Linked DNA regions of Mus musculus: all the other regions are linked to region 2. Evidence: chromatin loops called from intact Hi-C (ENCODE). Cell type or tissue: left cerebral cortex. All regions are shown on one strand.

The links. Hi-C counts contacts between places; a loop is a spot of excess contacts. Peaks named below come from ENCODE experiments on the same cell type or tissue, not always from the same donor. Only the 100,000 strongest peaks of a DNase experiment are listed, where the experiment ranks them.
Region 1: it touches region 2 in a loop (5-fold over the local background); 6 of 42 quality-filtered maps call a loop at or near these places.
Region 3: it touches region 2 in a loop (3-fold over the local background); 5 of 42 quality-filtered maps call a loop at or near these places.

What each region holds. Positions count from the first base shown.
Region 1 is chr6:41,628,638-41,632,637 of GRCm38, forward strand. All of the region lies in intron 1 of Trpv6 (transient receptor potential cation channel, subfamily V, member 6), which reads right to left. Among named protein-coding and RNA genes, the nearest start is that of Trpv6, 5.8 kb to the right of the region's middle. In left cerebral cortex, a CTCF peak has its summit at 2,340; DNase peaks (open chromatin) are centred at 1,461, 1,556, 1,771, 2,376 and 1 more place; H3K27ac peaks cover 1,059 bases.
Region 2 is chr6:41,758,493-41,762,492 of GRCm38, forward strand. No RefSeq gene overlaps it. Among named protein-coding and RNA genes, the nearest start is that of Olfr459, 12 kb to the right of the region's middle. In left cerebral cortex, CTCF peaks have their summits at 1,534 and 3,398 (motif pointing right); DNase peaks (open chromatin) are centred at 128, 1,357 and 3,410; H3K27ac peaks cover 55 bases.
Region 3 is chr6:41,621,220-41,625,219 of GRCm38, forward strand. Trpv6 (transient receptor potential cation channel, subfamily V, member 6) reads right to left here. Exons shown (of 15, transcript NM_022413.4): 8 at 3,916-4,000; 9 at 3,536-3,622; 10 at 3,363-3,439; 11 at 2,976-3,141; 12 at 2,574-2,640; 13 at 1,597-1,865; 14 at 459-565; 15 at 1-140. Gm38795 (a long non-coding RNA gene) reads left to right here and starts at 555. Exons shown (of 2, transcript XR_869004.2): 1 at 555-862; 2 at 2,554-4,000. In left cerebral cortex, a CTCF peak has its summit at 1,583 (motif pointing right); DNase peaks (open chromatin) are centred at 506, 938, 1,614, 2,620 and 2 more places; H3K27ac peaks cover 236 bases.

The sequences.
Region 1 (4,000 bases), 130 kb before region 2:
TGTCTACATTTTGTCTTTTGTAAGTCAGGAATCCTATGGGTGATCAGCCATCTTATGCAAATTAATATGAGATTTCAACTCTCAGATTACCCTTTGGTCTGAGTATGTTCAGGTCTGCAGTTTAGGAAAAGTCCCAATGGATTCTTGTGAGAATGAAAGTTCCAGAAGTCTTTCTCAAGTCAAGAGTTATTGAATGTGGTTCATGCGTGTGAAATTATTGAAGTCATAAATCCAAGGAATGCCTTGGAATAGCAGCCTCTAAAGAGCACACCTTAAGGACATTTAGGAAGTCAAGCCGTCTGTCATTCTCAGACACTGTCTCTAGGCTGCTCCTGTCTTAGGTGCTACTTTATTTCTACCATTAGTACCCGTGAAGATATAAATGGAAGATGAAGGGGAAGGAAAGAGTCTACTTTAGAGAATCCATTTCTTGAATTTCATGTGGATGTGACTGCTGTCGTTTTCCCCTTCCATTCCTTCTCGAGTGCATCCAACTTGGAATTCAGATCCTCTCTCAACTCCCATCTCCCACCATTTCCTTACTTATTATTTTACTTTTATGTGTTATAGGCAGAAGTATGTCCTTTGGCTCTGCAAATCACCTCTGTACTCTTATCCCAACTAAAACACATGGCTCCAATTTTACTGGATTTTTCTTTCAGCTTGGAGTAATTTGGTCTTTCCACGGGAGTAAAAGCAATTATTATATTTATGCATAGATAGCCTATTACATGGCATACAAAAGCCATCTGTACAAGCTCCCATCCTAAAGTGTTGGCAGTGGTAAGAAGCTTACTGCAAAGCTGGGGATGCAAAAGTGATAAAGAGTAGAAAGTGACTTCTATCTCCTCCAACCATAACACCCAGCTCCATCATAAGCCAACAGGTAGCAACCGGTTCAATCAGTCATTTAAGATTCTGACTCCATTTAGTTCTTCCTCTTTTGTTGCTACTAAAGCTCATTAATTCACGTCTTTATTCTCTGGCCCAGGATTAAGAAGACATTCAGTTGGTTTTCCTGTGCCCTATTTACCTCTAGTCTTTTTCTTTTTCTTTTTTTTAATGCTGTCAAGATAGTCTTTCTAAATGGTGAGGCAGTCACAGCTTACAAAAAGCCGACCGGTCTTTCAGTGCCCAAGGATAAGGAACACAGAGGCCCTTCATGGTCTTTGTGCAACTATTTTTCCATTCTGTGATCCTCCCCCTCACTCCTTACACCTGGCATTTAAGTCTCACCACAGGCCTCAGCCCCACAGAGCACACCGTTCTCGCTGGGCCTGTGCCCACAAGACTGCTTCTTCCTGAATCCACTCCCCTAACCCAGTGATTGTCCATTGTGAATTCTGCACTTCTGTGCCTAGCAAAATCACCTAGTGTGCTGTGGGTGCTTACTATGACTGTTGTCGAATGGATGAATCAGCGCTGGTGCCAAGGTGGCTTCACACCCCCTCCTTGTTGACTTTATCTACCACCCCCTAAGTCAACCTTAAATAAACATAGAATCGAAATGGGAAACGGGGTTTGACTTGAAGATACTGCTGCAAGTTTTCTATACTCTTCACCACAATGATGACTCCAACCATTTTCCCAAAGCTCTCTTACGCACATGTTTTAGAGTCAGCACTAGAATGTAGGGGAAACAATGCTTCCTACAAAACATACACAGCACCACCACCACCACCACCTTCTAATATTTTTACTCTTTCCATTGGTCTCATATTTATTATAACATATACTTAGTGTTGTAAATAAAATATGTTTCTTCCTCTACACTTGGAAATCACAGAGTTTCGTTTTATTCATGACACATCTCAGAAACTGGCAACTGTCCCCCATGAGCCTCTAATGCATATGTAATCTGTTCTCTTTTGTCTGTTGCTATTCTAGTAGGCCCAGGAAAGACCAAAGGCTGCTACATATACTGGGAAAAGTTATATGGTGTTCAATTAATATCGAACCTTAGTTATACAACTATTTCAGTACTACTTCATGTGTGTTCTTTGAAAACATAATGCATTTATACAATGTATTTTGATTATTCCCATTCACAACTACGTCCCTCTAGCTCTATAAATATATCCTATGAAATATTTTAAGACATCCCTATAGTAACAACTTATCCATTATTTATCAGAAAGTCAAATCAAAAGAAGTGCCCCGTGTCTTATCTGTCAACTTAGTCAAACCACACCCCTAGTAAAGAAACAACTAGTAATCCAACTCAAACAATGTTTATCAGAAATGACCTTCTCTGGTTGCAAACTCCAGAATTCAGTAAAATGAAGGAGAAATGGTCAGGCAGCATGTCCCAGATTACTTTATTACTTGTAGTAACTATATAGGGCCACAAGGTGATAGCAGAGAAAGCCCTAACTTCCTAACATAGTTTTGCTTCACAATTCCTGGGCTCCAAAAGAAGTAGGAGGTATACCAAAGAATCCTGTAGATTCTCTAACAGCAGTCAATTGTAGAAGCTTAGAGGACAACTAAGGGATAGGGGATAAAGGGGAGAAGCAACGCTGAACATATCACACAGGACCATCTACAAAGAAATATCCTGCTCAAGGTGAAACCATGCCAGGATAGAAAAACCCTGATTTACAGGGGGTAATGATTCATAGCTTATTAAGAGAAAAAATTCTTCACATGAAGAACAATTAAATGTCCATGGATAATATTTCCTAGTAACATACAAAATATTTTTAAATAATTAAAGCAAGAAAGAAACAAAAATGTGAAATTACATAAGCTGTAGTGAGAGAGTAACAAAAGGAAATGGAAAGTATTAAAAACATGAAGGATATTTTAAGGTTCCTCAATATTTTGTTTTACTTGGGAATTAAGTATAAAATTGAACAGTCCAGTTCCATGATGGCTTGGGAAAAACTCAGTTAATGGTGTTCTTGACACAAAAACCTAGCACGTTGTTGTTGTTGTTGGCATAAGATAGTGTTCACTTGTTCAATCCCAACACTGTGTCTCCAAAGTAAGTCAATGGCTTCCCTTCTCTACGACTTCTGCTTCCCAAGCCCTCTGTTTCTGGTTCTTATGCACGTATAAGTCTATGTGTGCCATGTACATGAGTCATGTTCCATCGTTTATTCTGGGAAACAAGGAAGGATCCACTGAGTTTTAAGAAATATTCAAATCAGAAAAGCAGCAATTTGCAGAAATGCAATCTAATCTGTTCATGTAACAGATGGAGCCTCAGGGTGAGTACTCTGAAGTGCTTCATCCAAGCAGGTCAGAGTCTGAGCTGAGTGCCTTGTTAGCTATTTCTCTGTCCTTCTTTGTGTTAATTAGAGCTGGAAGTAGGGGGTCTCTGAGGATATACTTAAGTTTTCCTACAAATACCATTACAGATGACTGTAGGCACCAGTATATCTTGTATATATATATATATATATATATATATATATATATATATATATATATATATATATACACTGTCAGTTGGTGTCTTCAGACACACCAGGGGATTCTATTACGGAAGGTTGTGAGCCACCATGTTGTTGCTGGGAATTGAACTCTGGGTGCTGGAATTGAACTCAGCACCTCTGTAAGAGCAGTCAATGCTCTTAACCGCTGAGCCATCCAGCCCCGGTACATACATTTTCATTCTGACTGGATTCATTTCTGTTAACAAGGAGGTCGTTCATAGCCTCGCTGATTTTTGTCATCTTCAGTAGTTGCCTTTTTAATAATATATTTTCTTTGTTGTGATTTCATTTGTTCAATGTGCCTTTCAGTTTCCAAAGCAACATCACTTAATCCCATATTTACTTTCCATAGCCATACAACACCAGCTGAGTAATTTTCCCATTGTTTTTAATGAAAAGGAAACTGAGGCAGCAAGGTTAAACAGTTGCCAGAAGATCACAGAGGGTTAAAAGGCAGACTTGATTAACAAGAACATAGCCCAAGGCACTTTCCACTAAATTATGTGGTTCTTCTAGTTTTTATGGCTCTTTCTGAGTTTTCTTGGGAGGTGGGGGTCAAG
Region 2 (4,000 bases):
TCCAGGAAATAATGAACACCTATCCTCAGACTAAAAAAGGAGAAGGCTCTTGTCTTCTCCCAGGGAGGATGATGGAGAGTTTTGTGCTGATACAGAAATAGGGATTATGCAAATACTATGGTGACTCATCTTGAAGAGTCTTCATCCAAGTGGGTCACCCTACTACTCACTTGAACTAGGATGATCAGTCAGCAAAATCCTTGCCTGAAGCATGAAGCCCAGACTATGATTCTCAAAACCCAAATAAAAAGTTGGATGTGGTAGCATAAGCTTTAATCCCAGCACTAGCAAGGCAGATGATTTCTTGTCCCCTGCCACATACATATCAGCACCCATGCCCGCACCCATGCCCCCCCGCCTTCAAGCATACTACCCGACTGAGATAAGGAGCCTTCAGTGTTGCAAAGCTTTCATTTGAACAGCTAGTGAAGGAGTTGAAGGTAATTGCAAGCAGTGCAAAATGCAGATGCACTTGTATGAACTTGTGCTGTGAGAAGGTCATTTGAATGTCTGTCTCCCAAAGGCATCATCAGCTAAGGAAAAGACAATGAATTCCAGGTAAGTAAAAAGTCATCATCTCTTTTTCTCTGACATGATGTCATAGGATTCAGGATACAAATGGAGGACCACAATATAATGATGAGGGATAATAGAACATGCTACTCTTGTTCCCCTTCAGTGTCTACATTAATGGGCACTAGTGGTCAAGGAAGAACATATTCATTGAATTAGGTGCAATACAGACAGAACGGGCCTTAAATGCCACACAAGGGAAGACAAGGCACATTTGATGAAGCATGTTGAAGGCAGTGGTTGAAGGAAAAATACCTTTTCTATTTGTAATTCTATTATGTAGGTATGTCTCTGTATCACATGTGTGCCTGGTGCCTATAGAGGCCAGAAAAGGGTATCGGATTCCATGAAGCTGGTATTTCATACAGTTGAAAACCATAAAGTGGGTGCTGGAAATGAAACCCGGGTCCTCTGCAAAAAGAACAAGTGCTTGTAACTGCTGAGTCTATTATGGCAATCTTTAGAGACAAGTATCTTCCAGTGCTTTGGGTTTATCCAATTTGGTGATCATCAAAATTGTGTAGCCCCGCAGATAACTTGGTGGTTGTGTGGCAATTTAGGAGTTCTATTGACTTATTCAGAATGAAACTAAACTAACCCTCTGGTAGACAAAAGGAAAAACAGAGTAACATAAATTTTACAGCTTAGATGGTTTTAAGAGTAGAGAAGAAATAAATTGCATCTCATCTAGCTTGAATTGGAGCTGCCCAATTTAAGAACAAGTACTAATTAGCTAACAGGAAAGCTCAGCTGTGACTTGGCTAAAAATGGGACCTCTTGCAAAATGCACTTAAAATTGAGCTCTACGGAGCTGATTCACATTCAGTCCATGTGAAAACTGGACTCGTACTCACAAAACAACATGTGGAAAAGAGTTTGGCATATTTTTAAAACTGAAGTGTACTTTTTGAAGATATGGCCATCTAGCTTGTGTATGGTATCACTGCAAGTGATCTCTGGACTGGAGAATTGAGATGACGCCCTTTAGGTCATGTGTCCCTAGCTGAATTTACTTGATTGGCTACAAGTCAATCTAATAACCAAGAGAGGATCTGGGAATAAGAAGGGCATCTTTAATAAAAGAAAGAGAAGGGAGATAGGCTTCGAATGCTTTTGAAGCTTTGCAATGATGTTTGGAGAATATAATGAGCTTGGGAGAAAATTGAAGCAGTCATTTTTAAAGCCTTACATTAGTGGCAACTCCAAACCTTTCAAGTAACTGAATCATAAATTAACATGGTCTATTTTAAAAACCATTCTGATTGAATTTAAAACTTTGTCTAGGTATGCATGGTAGTTTTGATTTCGATGCTTAATTTAATTCATCCACACTGTAACTTTATCATAAATAAAAATTATAATTCTTTAAATATTGGAGATGGAATCATTTTTGTTTTTGCATTTGTTTGGTAGCCAGCTCTGAGTGCCTCAAAGTCATCATCCTCCTGCCTCAGCCTCCCAAGAGTTGGCATTGCAGGTGTGAGACATTGTGCTGACATCTCTTTATCATAGTCTTGCTGAGATACTATAGAAAAGTGTGCAACTCATGAACGACCGATCAAGCCTCAAGGAAAGGGGGCTCCATTAGTGTTAGGAGACAGGAGAGTAACTGCTTTCCATCCACTTTTGCACTGTTTGGAAACCATTTAAAGTTATTAATAATTCATCAAAACACATGGAATAATCCTTGAAACAAATAATTACATGTGAATCAAAGAAAAGCAATCTCATGTGAACAGAGTGCTATCAGGAGTTGTCCGACCAAGTTTGAACCCCATCTTGGCCCTCTACTTCATAAATGGGCTTGAATGTAGGATTTTATTTGAGTCTATCTTATTTTCTTTATTCATAACATGTGACAGACCATAACTGAATTCTGGCAGACTGGTTCCAAGTCTCCCGTAGATGCAAAACCATGAATACTCAAATCTCTGATATAAAATGATGTAGTATTTGCATATGACATACACATGTCTTCCTATGTCCATTTTTATTTCCCTGTTACTTTAAGTCATCTCTAGTTAATATGTATTATGAGGGGGATGCTCCCCACTTTCTGTTATACTATAGCTCTTCAGGAACAGTGATGAGAGGAAGTCATCATGTACTCAGAACAGATACAACTGTCGGGAGGGGAGCTCTGCATCAGAGCGTGGTTGAATTTGCATTTGCAGAATCCATGACTTTGGACCACTGCTGGTGGTTAACTTAGATGGCTGTGGTGGAGATCAGAAGACACATCTGTATGGTTTTTGCCGCACAGAGAAAGGTTATGCTACCACACGAACCAATGAGACACCTTCTGCTACTTATTTTTCTCCAGACAGTAGCTCAGTACAGTCTTCATTTTAAAACTATTCATAGTTTCTGGCTCATACAAATAACTGTTATCATTCTCAAAAAGTGACATATGTGGCTACAAAGATGGCTGAAGGTGCTCACCAAGACTGAAGACCTAAGTTTGACCTGGAACTCACATGGTAGGAGAAAAACAACTGCTGAAAATTGTTCTGATCTCTATTTGTGTGCCATGGCATGCTTACACACTTACACCAATTAATTGATTAATTATATGTAAACAGGAGAAAAAAATCATGGACTTCTCTGAAGCAAGTTTTTGAAATTCAAATTGCTTCAGAAATTTATCCTTCTTAATTTTCAAAATTTGTGTCCCCAATGTGCTCACTTCTCTTTTTTTCTTTTGCTCCCCTAGCATTGGAAATGCACATTTACTCTAATCCCTGCCCCATTCTTCCTAACAGCTTCCAGACAGTTCAGCCTAGGGGAGGTCAGATATCCTGTGTGCATTACTAATAGTGACCACTAGGTGGAAGTGGTGACACACCTTTGGGAAGACAGGGATCTGAGCGATGGCAAAGTGCCCATGTAGATTCTGGCTTTTTAGAAGATGGGCCCTAACAATAATTATTTATTACAGTTAACTAATTTATAAACATGAGGAAATTATATTAGTGTCAGCAATTCCCTCCAGCCAAAGTGTTTTCATATCACCTCTGGCCACTGTAATTGGCATCATCCAAAGAAACAGCAGGTTTGCTCTGGGCATATCCTAATTTAGCAGTCTAGTCTCAGGTCTCTTGTCTCTCCATCACTGTGTACTGTGTCCATCTGTGCACCACATATTAACATGGACATAACATTCACAGTGCTTGTGTACACTGTGAGAGCCTTTGGAAATTGGAGGATAATCTGGACTAGTATGAGGTAGAGAGCATGGCTGGCTGCAAATAACAGAAGGGGGTGTCAACCAAAATCCTTTAGTGAAGGTTTCCTTGTCTCAATGGTCAGAAATCCTGAGCCACCCTCTTTCACACAGTTACAGGTTATAATCTGTATCCATTTAAATATTTGATAATGCAAAATTGCAAAAGCAATAACATGTCCAAAGAGAAGGTGTTTTGTCAGA
Region 3 (4,000 bases), 140 kb before region 2:
AGGCACCAAAGGGACGTGCTGTCTCCAGTTTTTCTCCTGAATCTTTTTCCAAGTCCTCAGAGTAGAGGCCATCTTGTTGCTGGAAGGCCTGTGCATAGCGGCGGATGCGTTGTCTGTTGAGATCTTGCCTGTCTTCCACCCTAGGGAGAGCGGAAGAAGGGATTACTGAAAAGAAGATCCAAGTTCAACACTTGTCATCCAGCCCTACCAGTGTTGAAGGTTCTATGCAGCCAGTGTGGGAACACAGAGCACCAACCCTTCAGCAGCCAAGCCTCAGAGAGCTGCAGGCTCATCTCTGATGATGCTTAGGGGCCCAAGCTCAAAACTGAGTCTTGTCCTCAGTAGCCACACTTAAGACAAGGAACACGAGGTCTAGAAAGCATACAGGCCTCCACAGAGCTTCTAGGAACAAGAGAAATCATCTAAAGTGACTGCTTAAGGAATACCACTTCACTTACCTCAAGAACCAGCGGTCGCCAAGACCATACTCTCGCCCACATATCCCAGAGCGAGGCCACAGGCAACGAGGTAGCTTCCGCTCTAACATCACAGTGGTGGCCACAACCTTTATTTGGGTAGAGAAAGGGAAGTGAGAGAGGAGGTCAGGTGCTTACTGAGAGGACCAGAGTCCAGGCAGAGAGAAGACAATTTAGTAATGGAGAAACTCAGGGACTTGTGGCTTTCTAGAAATGGAAACAAGCCCCCAAACCAAGATGGCAGTATGAACTTAATAGAGCCTCTTCCGTGGAAGAGAATGGATGAGACTTGAACCCCACAATTCTTTATCTTGTAACTTGAAAGCCATGGTAAAGCCAGGTGGCATATAAGAGGCTCTCAGGAGAGACCTTGATCCCAGGTACAGGTAAGAACATGGAAAGCATAAAGGAGTTTCGCAGGTTTCAGAATGTTTTGACCCCACATGCATAAAGTGATTTCAAAATATAAACATCCTACTTGGAAATCTAATATCCACAGATTTTTCAAAAGGTTTTCTTCCAGCAAACCCTTCTTCTTAGCCAGCTTAGGATTTTACTCCATTTCCACACATCACAGTTAAATGCTTTCCAGGGTTTTATAGCTCCATTTTTATTTTGCTTAAATTATTTTTGGTGAGATAAATTCTTTTCCAGGAATATTTTTAAATGGGAACCAGATTCATCTCATTGTCTTTTATGTATGCCCATCATAATGATCTGACTTAAGATAGCTTCTGCTGCTAAAGAGAGGGTTTTTTTTTTTTAATGTCATTTATAACACATTCAGTTTTTCTGGGTCAAATTTTGCAGGCTTCAGTGTGTTGAAGAAGACTAGATCATTCTGTTCTTACTTGGGAGCGAAACTGACCAAATATAGTTTTAGCCATTTGTTCACTACTTTTCTAGAAAAGACCAAGGGTTTAATTAAGAAAACTATACAGAATCCTTCCCAACGTTTCCAGAAGTGCTCTTCGTTACTACTTAAATCCCCCTGGGCATGTTTCATTATTTTACAATTTGTGCAGAACCCTATCCAAACACACATGGAGTACAAATGACTTCTTTTATCTGAGCATGGCCAGATAGATGCAGTAACCCTCCTAGCCGCCAGAGGGCTCACCTGTGCTCTCCAGAGCTCATCTCGCTCATGGGCAACTCTCCAGTGAGTGTCACCCATCATGGCAATGAGGAGGTTAAGCATGAGCAGTGTGGCGATGATGGCAAAGGCAGCGTAGGTAACGCTGTACATGAAGGGCAGATCCACGTCATAGTTGGCAGGGCCATCGATGATGGTGAGGAAGAGTTCAAAGGTGCTGAACAGTGCCATGGGGTAGTCATAGAAATGACCCAGCTCATCGGGATCCTCTGTCTGGAAAATGATATAGAAGGCTGCTCCACCCAAGGGGTGAGAGTTGCCATGGCAACTGTGTCATGAATAGCCCACCACTTGTCCATTCTATTCCCTTCATCTCATATGGTGGTCTCAACTCTAAACAATACATTTTAAATTATTTCTTTAATTTTCTGAGATGACAAAATTATTACCTCCCTTCATTTTTCTCCTTCCAAACCATCCCATAAATCCATATATATTTCATAAATCAATAAATATGGCCAGCTCAGTCTTACAATGTTAATTGTGGGTAGGTTACCCTTTTGTATAGTTCTAACAAATTGGTATATTCTTTCCTGGGGAGGAATATTTCTTCTCTCAGTATTCCTTACCTGTCTGTGGGTTTGTGTTTTGTTTTGTTTTGTTTTGTTTTGTTTTGTTTTGTTTTGTTTTGTTTTGTTTTATGTGTGTGTAGGGCTGAGCTTTCCCCTGTCCACATTAGCATGTTTTTTGCAGTTGTCCTTGATCAGCTCAAAACTGATAAATTTTAAGTTATTATGCTCCACTATTTTCTACAAGACTCATGTTCCTAATCTGACCCTGACACTACAGTCAGTCCTTTACTTCTGAGCAGTATTCCATCTTTAGACATTTCCTGGCCTCTTATCATGTCTGGCCTCCCTCCAAGTTCAGTGTGAAGATTTCTGTATCCTCTAAGCTCCTTGCAGCCCTTCCCTCCCACAGATTCCATCCTGGTGACTTACCTGAAGCAAATCCCAGAATTACCACAGCCATCAGCCAGCAGAATCGCATCAAGTCACCAAAAATCATCTACAAAGAGGAGGAGGCAGAGAACACTACCTTCAGAGCAGTTACCCACCTGACACCAGCAAGTCTAACCCCAAACATCAACCCATACCAGGATGGGCTGGCAAACTACAGCCTGCCAGCTAAGTCTGCCTGCCCTGTCTTGGTGAGGTTCTTAAACTAAGGAGTTTTAAAAGCTTGTAAGAGGATTTTAAATGTTTTCAAAGAAAGACAGTGAGAAAAGTATATAAAAAGAATGATGTCAGGGTCACAGCACCTGCAATATGTACCTCCTGGCCCTCTGGGAAAGTGTTAACCTTGGTCTGAGACTCTATTAGAAGCGTGGGGGAGGAACTGACCTTCTGAATCATGATGGTGAAGGGACCCAGCATCTGGAATCCTCTGGCAAAGTACATGACATTGCACCAGCCCAACACCAGAGCAAAGGACATGGGCACCACTTCTCCATCTACATTGGTGAGTCGCATCACCATGGTCACCAGCACCATGAAGGCATAAGTGATACTGGGGGGGCAAGAAAAGTGGGTCTAATGAGAAAGAAGCCAGGCTCATCCTGGGGACCTAGCAACAAGAGTGCAGCTGAAATATACCTCATACTATATCAGACTCAGCCTTGACAACATTCAGTACTCTGAGGTTACACATTACAGAGAGAACTCGGAGATAAGGGAAGGTGGGAGATGCTCTAATGAGATGAAGGATGGAAATGAAATGGAGACACTCACATGATGACATGGAATGGCCCCCCGAGAATGGTCTGTCCAAAGAATCGAGTGACCCCCAACCTGAAGATGTCTGGAATCTGGAAAGAAGTCAGAGACAAAGGCATTTGTAGCCCAGAATGCAGACTGGACCCCTGGGTCAGATGGCCTCCAGTAGGATTCTATCCACACCTCACCTCCACCAGCAGGATGATCACAGCCCCAACGATGCTCACGAGTTCCCCCACCAACCGGAGGTCATCCTTAGGGGTCACATAGGCCTCCTAAGGAGGAAAAATGTTGGTAAATCACCTGTCTTTGACATAATCTAGTTTCCAAAGTCCCTGGCTCTTTCAGGTTTTTGTTTGTTTGTTTGTTTTCTAGCCCATCAGATTCAGCTAGTCTCAAAACTCTGCTCCTAGAGTAAGAATGTATGCATGTCTCTGTGTGTATTTGTGGACTCTGTGCCCTCTTAGGAGATCTAGGTGAGAGGGGAAAAGCTGGTGTGGAGTCAAAGTGGGACAGCGCTATGGAAAACAGATTCCTAGTGTACTATCTGTCCCTCCCCAGGTGTCACCTGAAGGAGCTTCTGTTGCATCAGAGTGTTGTCCCGGGGGTTGGTGCGGTTAGTGATCCTGGGCTTGAGCGGGCGGTAGACACAG